Regions from separate parts of the Homo sapiens genome. Here region 2 is linked to region 1. A link is a loop called in an ENCODE intact Hi-C map of the cell type or tissue named here. Cell type or tissue: endothelial cell of umbilical vein. All regions are shown on one strand. Each heading gives the region's core, and the rest is flanking DNA. Links, peaks and the distances in the headings are about the cores only.

Region 1 (4,394 bases), core at 98-4,097:
AGCTGTTATGCTTGTATTCCCAGGGAACTGCAACATGGCCCTCATGGTCACTCTCAAGGATCAAAACGACGGAAGGCAGGCAACAATCTGTGTTAGAGGCACCACTGAGCTGCAGGATGCCTGCTACTAAAAGCCTTCACAAGCAGAAATGAAACAAACCTGCCCTAATTCCATTGTCTCAGCTGGTTTTTTGTCTTAATTTTGAAACTGAAAACACATCAGGGTTAGAAAAGTAAAAATTACTTTAAGCTGGCAAAATTAAATCCTTTCCATCATTTTATAATGGCCACTCCCACTACTCTCCAAAATTTGCTGCCAAGGCAAGAATTATAAAATGATATAATTAAATCCAAACAAGAATTTAGAAGTTGGAAACACTGTTCCCACTTACCCTACTAACACTGACTTGCGTAAAGTGCTGCTAACCCTTCAGGATCAAGCATCCTGTTCTGCCTTGAGCCTGCAGCAGCTTCCATTCTGTCCAATGTGGCACCACAGGGGCGTCTGTAGCTGGCCAGACTGCACCCCTGTGGAGCACATGTGGCGCCAGCCTGAGCCAGATCAGAGCACCTGTGAGTCAGGGGAGTGTCCAGGGATCTTTTTGGATATCATCTGATTAACAAATCAAGAGAGGCAAATTTAACCCAACAGGGTGTATTTTCTTAATCTGGACTATTTAAAAAGCAAAAGACAAAGCAATTGACCGGGTCTTCCACATGCCACTGTTCTCAAACAGGAAAAGCTTGCTATATATTCACATCCGTGGGAATTTACGGGTGTTTGAAGTTAGACATAACTTCCTTTTAAGCGCATACTGTTCTTGCTGTAAACTCTGGTTGCTACAATTTATGAGGAGAAAGACTATCACCCTGGAAATTGAGGGTTGTTTTTAAGGAGCAAGCAGCCTGCATTTAAAATGCTCCGGGGTGGTCGGCTGGCACACACCTGGGGGAACCAAAGTGCACAGTGTGCTGGTAACATTAACAGACTTGCCAACAGAGATGCTGAGTCTATACACATTTTTAAAATCTCTGGTATTTAAGGTCAACAGGAAGAAATTGTCCTGAAACCTTCCATCCAGCTTTACCAGGCCCTAACCACTCTCGCCAGGCGGCAGCAGGCTCCTGCCCAGCCCCAATCCAGCCTCACAGTTATGATGGAGCTGCAGAAACACGAGCCCTTTTCAAGGGGGCATTTGGAGTGGAAAGCCCTGGGAAGGTAACGCTCACACTCCAAGGCCACACTCCTCCATCTGGACAAACACACAAGCACCCCCAATTGTATTGGAAGTACTGTCAAGAGCTCAAAATGCCCACCTTGCACTTTTTGGTCACAAGGCTCCATCTGCCACGAGCGGCGGATGTGACTTGGGGATGTTTTCACTTGCTGGAGGAACTGTACATCTCATTTGGCAGTTAATGTCTGACTAGTTGCAATCCAATTCAGATAACCAGTCATCAAAGGAGAACCCCAGGTTCTAGAGGAGTCTGCAGATGCCCATCAGAGACCAGGACCAAGTAGTCAGGGAACCTGACAAGTGTCTGCTCTATGGCTAGAAGCTTCTGAACTGGGTCACCACCGACTGTGCTACCACACTCCCACTTACTGCATGATGCAAATGAGCCACGTTTCCATTCACAGAATTCAGCTCAACTCCACAACATGTGCACACAATTAGGAATGATGCCTTCTTTTCTTAAACATAAATGATTGTCTCCTGTACCCTAGTGAGTTTTCACAGAAATCATTAGCATTTCGGCAAAAGACATACACAGTTTTCCATTTGCCCTGCCCACAGGCAAGATGTTGCTAACGTTACACATTGATAAGTGCTTAGAAAGTGCTAATATTATTACCCTGGTAATTAGTATCTATAATTCCAAGGACTTTTTTATATATATATATACACACATACTATTCTCTCAGGTTCTTTCAGTTTTCTTTAATACTAGTCTCTGACATTATAAAACCTTTTTTTTTGTTTTTTGCCCTTTGAGAATTTCTAAATACAAATTGAGTTAAAAGATTGTTCCAAAATCTGCTGCTTCATCAAAAGGCATTAAAACATTTCTTATGTCAGGAAAGGATCCTACTAGTCTTTTAATTGCTATTGTCTGGGATTAACAGATAAGGAGAAACCAGACAGGAAATGGCTAACATATGGAAATATTTGCACATACCAAAATACCACTACTTTTCTTTGTATGTGAACGGTCCTGGAAGGATTCTGTTGCTCCTTGGCAGGTGTGTGGTTTGCGCTATAGACTGGCTCCGGTGATCTGGCCATTATACTCTGCTGTCTCCATCTTGAGGATGTAGGGGATTATGCTGTCTATCGAAACATTGCCAATGAGACCAGTAAAAAAAAGTTCTTCTGTTATGTTGGAGCTCATCAGCCTGAGTGCCGGCAGGCGAACGAGGATCCGGGCCAATCTATAAAAGGGAGTGTCATTAGAAAAGGAGACTGTTTGATGCCCTTCAACCACAGCTCAGCAAAGGCTCCTGGGGTCCCGTCTGTATTGCACAGAATCAAACCAAACGGATCCACCATCCACCCACCTCTCTTTTCTGATTTCAACAGTTCCTCTTATAGAAATTTATCATGAGAAAAAACCAAATGAGTACAAAATGTATGTACAGATGTGTTCCCTTCACTCTTGTTTATTCCAACTCTCCTCACCCCCACCACCAAGAGAAAACCTGGAAATTCATCAACAGAGGACAGACTAAAGTAGGAGTCTTCATATGATGAACTGCTAGAGACTCATTTAAAAAACGATAATACAAACCTGTATTTACTGACCAGGAAAGACATCCATGACATATTGCTCAATAAAAGTTTAAAAGGAGATTATAAAACAGCAAGTATAGATGTGTATATAAAGTATTGGGAAAATGTTCACCACGCTAACAGTTGGGCTCTGGGTATTGGGATTTGAGGTGATTTTTTCTTATTTTTTGTACTGCTCTAATTTCCAGTGTTCATTTAGCATTATAAATAAAGCAGTAAAATAGCTTTCATTTTGAAGAAACTTGGGGTGGAGGGTGCACCACAATGCTGCCCTGGAGGGCCACTGAACACTGTGTATCTCAAGTGTCCCACGTGACCAGGCCATTCCCCAGCCAGGACTGGATCTCAGGTGAGCAAGTGGAGCATGTGCCAGGACTCTACTGCAGTGCCATGTGTGACAGCCCAAACCGGAAACACCCTACCTTTTCATTAGCAGGGAAATAGGAACCATAGAAAATGAAGAAGAGTACGTATTGTTATTGTATATTACATGAAAAAAGGTTACAAAACCTTTGGTATTTTATGATCCCAATTACAATACATAAAAAATTTCTGGAAGTGAATACGCAAAATGTTAATAGTAGGTATCTGGACAGTGCTTTTTTGTTTTTGTTTTTTTGAGATAGTGTCTTGCTCTGTCATCCAGGCTGCAGTGGAGTGATGTGATCACAGCTCACTGCAACCGCAACCTCCCAGGCTCAAGTGAGTCTCCCACCTCAGACTTCTGAGTAACTGGGACTACAGGTGCACACCACCGCACCTGACTAATTTTTCATTTTTTTGTCATAGAGATGGGGTCTCACTATGTTGCCCAGGGTGGTTTCAAACTCCTGGGCTCAAACAATCCTGCTGCCTCAGTGTCCCAAAGTGTTGGAATTACAGGTGTGAGTCACCACGCCCTGCCCCTGGATAGTGCTTTTTAAAAAGTTTTCTTTTTCCTTTTTCCTTTCTAGAACATTCTAAATTTTTCTAGAGTGAATACTGCTTATTTTTAAAATGGGAAAATGTATTCATACTATGCAGGTAGCATTCCAGCACCAGCATCCATTCACTCAGCCACAATGAGTCGCTGTGCTCCAATCTTGCAGGGCACACGAAGGTGTAAGGGACCTGCCATCTCAGCTGGGCCTTAGGGGCTGGCTAAGATTTCTATCAGCAGAGATACAAAGAATGGGGAGGGATGGGAGGCATTTCAGGAGGAATAATCAATATGAGAAAAGGCACAAGGATGGGGAAGAGTAAAAAATGGATATTCCAGACAGTAAATATCAAGATAAAGAAAAAATGAATATGCAAACAGGATGTAAAACACTCTAGGCCCTTTTCTTTGAGAACTATCTCGAGTGAATTTCTGAGCCCTATAAGAAAGCCTCCCTTATCATTTTGGGCTCCAAGTAACCTGTCGTCACCCTACCCAACCCTGGGTCCCTGACTGGACAGGAGTGACTCATGATGTTTTCAGACACATTGTATCTACTTTCCAAGGCCACAGAATCACTGCTGTCAAAGTGATTCTCGAGTGTGCTGTGGCTCTGCCAGTAGCCCCAGAGGGCCATTTCCAGCCATCTTTTGGCCATGGGAACTGTGGGGGAGCAGGCCTGTG
Region 2 (4,394 bases), core at 326-4,325, 240 kb after region 1:
GGTAGTGGAGTTGAGTGAGGTGGTGGAGTTGAGGGAGGTGGTAGAGTTGGTGGTATAGAAGATGTGGGCAGGTATATCTGTGTTTAAATGTGGGTACAAATGAGTGAATGGATAAACCGCTTCAATATTTGATGCAAAAAGAAAATATATTTTTTTAAAAAATTGATCTTGTTTCTGAGATTAGCAATAAAAGCAAAATACCCTAGAACCCCCAGGGCAGGAGCAGGTGAGGGAGGCTCAGATAATTCAATTCACTGCCAGTGTTACTCTTAGCTGTCAGCCTGTGCAAAGGAGAAGGGAGGACAGGAAGAGACCTCAAGGCTTTGCTAAGCCCTTTCCACTACTGTTGAATTTGGGATTTGAGGCTAAGCAACGTCTACTTTAAAAGATCATAGCACCAAGGCCAGTTGGGAAAAACACAGGTCTGAACTTGTGTAGCTGAAGCCACACAATAGTGTGGAGTGATGGGCTATGAAGTTGAAATGCTTATTCCTTTGTTTGCTGTTCCTAATAAGAGAAAATGGATAGGAAATACTGTTGGCTTTACAAACACCCACTGCCAATACTGGTGGTTGTATTTATGGGACTGAGCCACAGCCACTCACTGAATTCAGGGGGAGTAACTGTAAATACCCACAAAAGACATGATGTGTGGGGATGATGACCATCATCACTACTTTCTTGAGCCTTTAACATATGTTTTTGTCCCAAGAATTGTATAAAGGAGTTATTATATCCCCATTTCACAGATGGAAAAACTGAGGCCCAGAGAGAGGAAGTGACTTGCCCTTACAGTCCAGCCAGGACTCTCATCCCATTCACTCATTTACTACTCTGTGAATGCTTGCAGTCCTTGGCTTTGCCTTTTGTGGGCAAGAGCCTCTCCACACTTCTCTGGAAGAGCCTGGAAGGTGGAAGACAGAAACCTCTAAGGCAGATGCCAGCAGGGTTGATATCTGAGCAGGCTTTCCCTCTCTCCCCCTTTCTTTTTGCTCTTTCCATGCTGCCCTCTCTTTCTATCTACTTTGGACAATCAGAATGGCCAGCAGCTGCCAGCAACCTCGCGGTAAAAACCTAGCGGGAGCGTTGGAAGTGGGGGCCAAGGGGACCATCACCATGGTTCTGCCACATCCAAGGACCAGCCAGATGTCGGCCTCAGAGCCTGGGGAACTTAGGATCAAAGGAACTTGGATGTCCAGTGCATCAGCCAGGTGAGGAGACAGTGGCACTAACAGCAGGCAGTCGTAGCAATGACAGTGATAACAAATGCTGATAGCGGATGCCTGCTGAGCATCAGCTCTGTGCTCCACCCTTTCCGTACATCTCATGACAATGTAAAGTGATTTTTATCATTGTCCCCATTTTACAGGTGAGAAAGCTGGGGATCAGAGGGGTGAGACATTTTCTCAAGACCCAGAGGCAGTGGTGGAGTCAGACCCAGGTCCGTCTGTCTCTAGGGCCAATGCTGTTTGCTGTATACCACATTTGCCCAAGGTTACCATGGCAGAATCTTGACCAGAATCCTGGGCATTCCTTCCTTTCTTCAATTCATTCATTCAGCAAAAATGAATGGAGTACCTACTTTGTGCCAGGTGCCTCATAGCCGAGCCTCACCCTGTGCTTCCCAGAGCTCCCAGGCTAGCTGAGGAAGGCCACCCAACATCTAATTACCACCAGCCCAATAAGAGCACTAATGGGGAAAACAGACTTCCTGACTCCCAACCAGTGTTCCCATTACGGTACCACTCCTCAGGTGCCTTTAGACTCCTGCGGTGGTGATGACAGGTTCCCCGGGGGCTTCTGAAAACAAAGTCACCCCTCACTGCACCCTTTAAGACCCCAGGACCCTCCCCACACACAAAGTTCCATCCCACACACCTCTCACTCATGCACATGCATAGTGCACCATTCTCCAAGTCAGCAAATATTTCCCATCTTTCTATCATCCTTGGACAATCTGGGGCTGACTACCTCCCTGAACACGGCTCGGGTTATGGCAGCCCCAGCTCCAAATCGCTGAAATCCAGCTCCCTATTCCCACAGGCCTGAAGCCTTTAAGCCAGCTCCAAAGCTGGATGTGGCCACGTTCTCCAGAAACAAAAAAGCACCCCAGGCTCTGCAAGCTCATGTGAAAGTGCCCATCACCAAGCCTCCCAGACAGGCAGTGGGATGTGGTGGTCAGGAACCACATTCACTTGGGCGTGACCTTGGGTGAGTCACTAAGTCTGTTTCCTCATTTGCAAATCATAATAGCTGATATTTGCTGAGCTATATGCTGATATATTTGTGCCTTCAATATATGTTTTGCATATATTACCTCATTTAATCCTCCTAACAAACCCATGCAGTAGGCATTGTTATTACCCCCATGTTACAGATGAGGCTGCCACAATGCAGAGAGGCTAAGGTACTTACTTGCCCAGGAATACACAACTAGTAAGTGGTGGGCATGGGACCCTGGTTCTGGGGCTGGCCTTCTTACCTACTTCAGCACACTCCTCCCCACCCCTAATCAAATGGAAATGATAATAGTGTCTCCTCAGTAAATGAGGTCATTCATCTAAAGAATTCAGTACGGGAGAGGGATATAGGGGGGTGCTTAATAAATGATGTCTGGTACACAGTTGGTGCTCCATAAATGTGCACAAACAAAGTCAACTCACCAGGAACTGGGGCACACAACCCCCACAATCAGAGCATGAGAAGATCAGAAAGGAGCACTTACTGAGCACCCTGTGCATGCTGGAATGAGCAGAGTTGGGGGTAGTGGAGGGCAGTGCGGAAGCAGGGCAGCAGCCTGTGGAGGTGGCCTGGGTTCTGCTTCCTGCCCCACGCAGAAGGGGGTGAACCTCAGGGTTTGCTTTCCCACTGTGTGCTGGCCACCTTTGCATTCTGCTCCTGTGGCAGGGGCCCCCTGTGTTTCCCATTTTCCACGAGGTCCACCTTTTGTCACCTAGAAGAAAATGCATGCTATTAAGAAGGAAATTACCCTGGCCCTGCAGCCTCTTCAGCTGCTGACCTCTTGGTCCCTGCAGTCTCAGACTGCTCACCCTGCAGTGCCATGGCTGTGACACCATCAGCCTCTGGGGCTTATCTTCCCCTGAAAAGTAATTGAGTTGCCTTCCTGGCTCCAGGGAGGACAAATCTAAGCCAGATACCTGCCGGGGGTTTGGGGGTTGTGGGGGTAGAGTGGGGAGGGAAATGGTGTCTGAGCAAGGCTGCCCTTCCCTTCCCATGCTGCACACATTGCTGGAGGACATCAGATAAATTTGGCTCAGACCCCCACTGCCCTGAGCATGCTCACCCAGGCTGAGAGAGGAGCAGGTTCTCGACCACACCAGGTACTGGTTCTGTGGCCCTGGGCAAGTCATTTCACCTCGCTGCACCTCACTTTTCTCCTCTGTAAAATGGGCATAATGAAACTTCTCTTGGGTTGAAGTGAGGATTCGGTGAATTTTAGTTCTCTTCTCTCTTCACTTCCCTGTCCTTAAAGAGTTCATGGTGTGGTCAGAGAGAAGGGCCTGGGATCAGCTGATAGTGATGCAGGGCAGCTGAGCTGAAAGTAGGGGATCGAATTAAGCTTACCCCTAAGAGGAGAGGAAGTGACATTTGGACTGGGCCTGAAAGGTCAGGCAGCATTTTCCAGGTGCAGCAGTAGGGTGGCCCTCCTAGGTACAGGGAAACTGCCTGAGCAAGCACCTGGAGGGATGGAAGAGGAAGGCAGGTGGGCACGGTGAGAAATGTTTGTGGTCACAGCACAGGACATGTATGTGAAAGCTCTCTGACTGATGGTGGGCCAAAGAGTCTGGACTTCACCCTGCAGGTAGAGAGGAGCCATAGTCTGGGGGAGGGGGTGACATGGTCAGCCCTGTGTGGTAGAAAGCTATGTGGTAGCTGGAGTTGTGGATGAGTCAGAGGAGCAAGCCTGGAGGTGGGAAACCTGGAAGGCAGGAGCCGGGATGCCACAAGAGGAGATGAGACCTGAATTCATGAATGCTCCTGACCCATGGGGGCTGCATGGGCTCAAATGCATGCTGGAAGGCTTCTAGGAGGAGGTGGGCTTTGATCTGCACCCTCATCAGAGGCAAGGGCATTCCAGACAGGGGTGGGGATGGAAAATGGGGGCCGAATCTGATGAAGCTGGAGCAACCAGTGTGCCGGGTGGGAGTGCATTTGGGCGAGAGGGGTAGGCAGGGGCCTCAAGGTCTTGATCCATCAGTCTTCGGCTCTCCAAGAAAGGGCTGAGCTCTGGGGGAGGGGAGTCAGAGGCTGGGCAGGACCAGCTTGGAGTTTTTATTATCACTGGGTGGGATTTTTATCACTGGGTGGGATTCAAGGTCTGTGGAGGAAGCGGCCACCCTCTTCCGGCCAGCCATTTTTTTTCCTTGCACTGG

What was found. A loop is a pair of places that touch in the nucleus more often than their neighbours do. Peaks named below come from ENCODE experiments on the same cell type or tissue, not always from the same donor. Only the 100,000 strongest peaks of a DNase experiment are listed, where the experiment ranks them.
Region 2: it touches region 1 in a loop (2.1-fold over the local background); 1 of 110 quality-filtered maps calls a loop at or near these places.

What each region holds. Positions count from the first base shown.
Region 1 is chr3:15,040,873-15,045,266 of GRCh38, reverse strand. NR2C2 (nuclear receptor subfamily 2 group C member 2) reads right to left here. Exons shown (of 14, transcript NM_001291694.2): 14 at 1-2,433. The coding sequence ends at 2,259. It also overlaps a transcript of MRPS25 not described here. Among named protein-coding and RNA genes, the nearest start is that of MRPS25, 22 kb to the left of the region's middle. In endothelial cell of umbilical vein, for the core only: no CTCF peak of the experiment used is centred there; DNase peaks (open chromatin) are centred at 766 and 2,206; H3K27ac peaks cover 3,044 bases.
Region 2 is chr3:14,804,589-14,808,982 of GRCh38, reverse strand. All of the region lies in intron 1 of LINC02011 (long intergenic non-protein coding RNA 2011), which reads left to right. Among named protein-coding and RNA genes, the nearest start is that of LINC02011, 4.6 kb to the left of the region's middle. RefSeq lists an enhancer at 4,076-4,394. In endothelial cell of umbilical vein, for the core only: no CTCF peak of the experiment used is centred there; a DNase peak (open chromatin) is centred at 2,182; H3K27ac peaks cover 2,443 bases.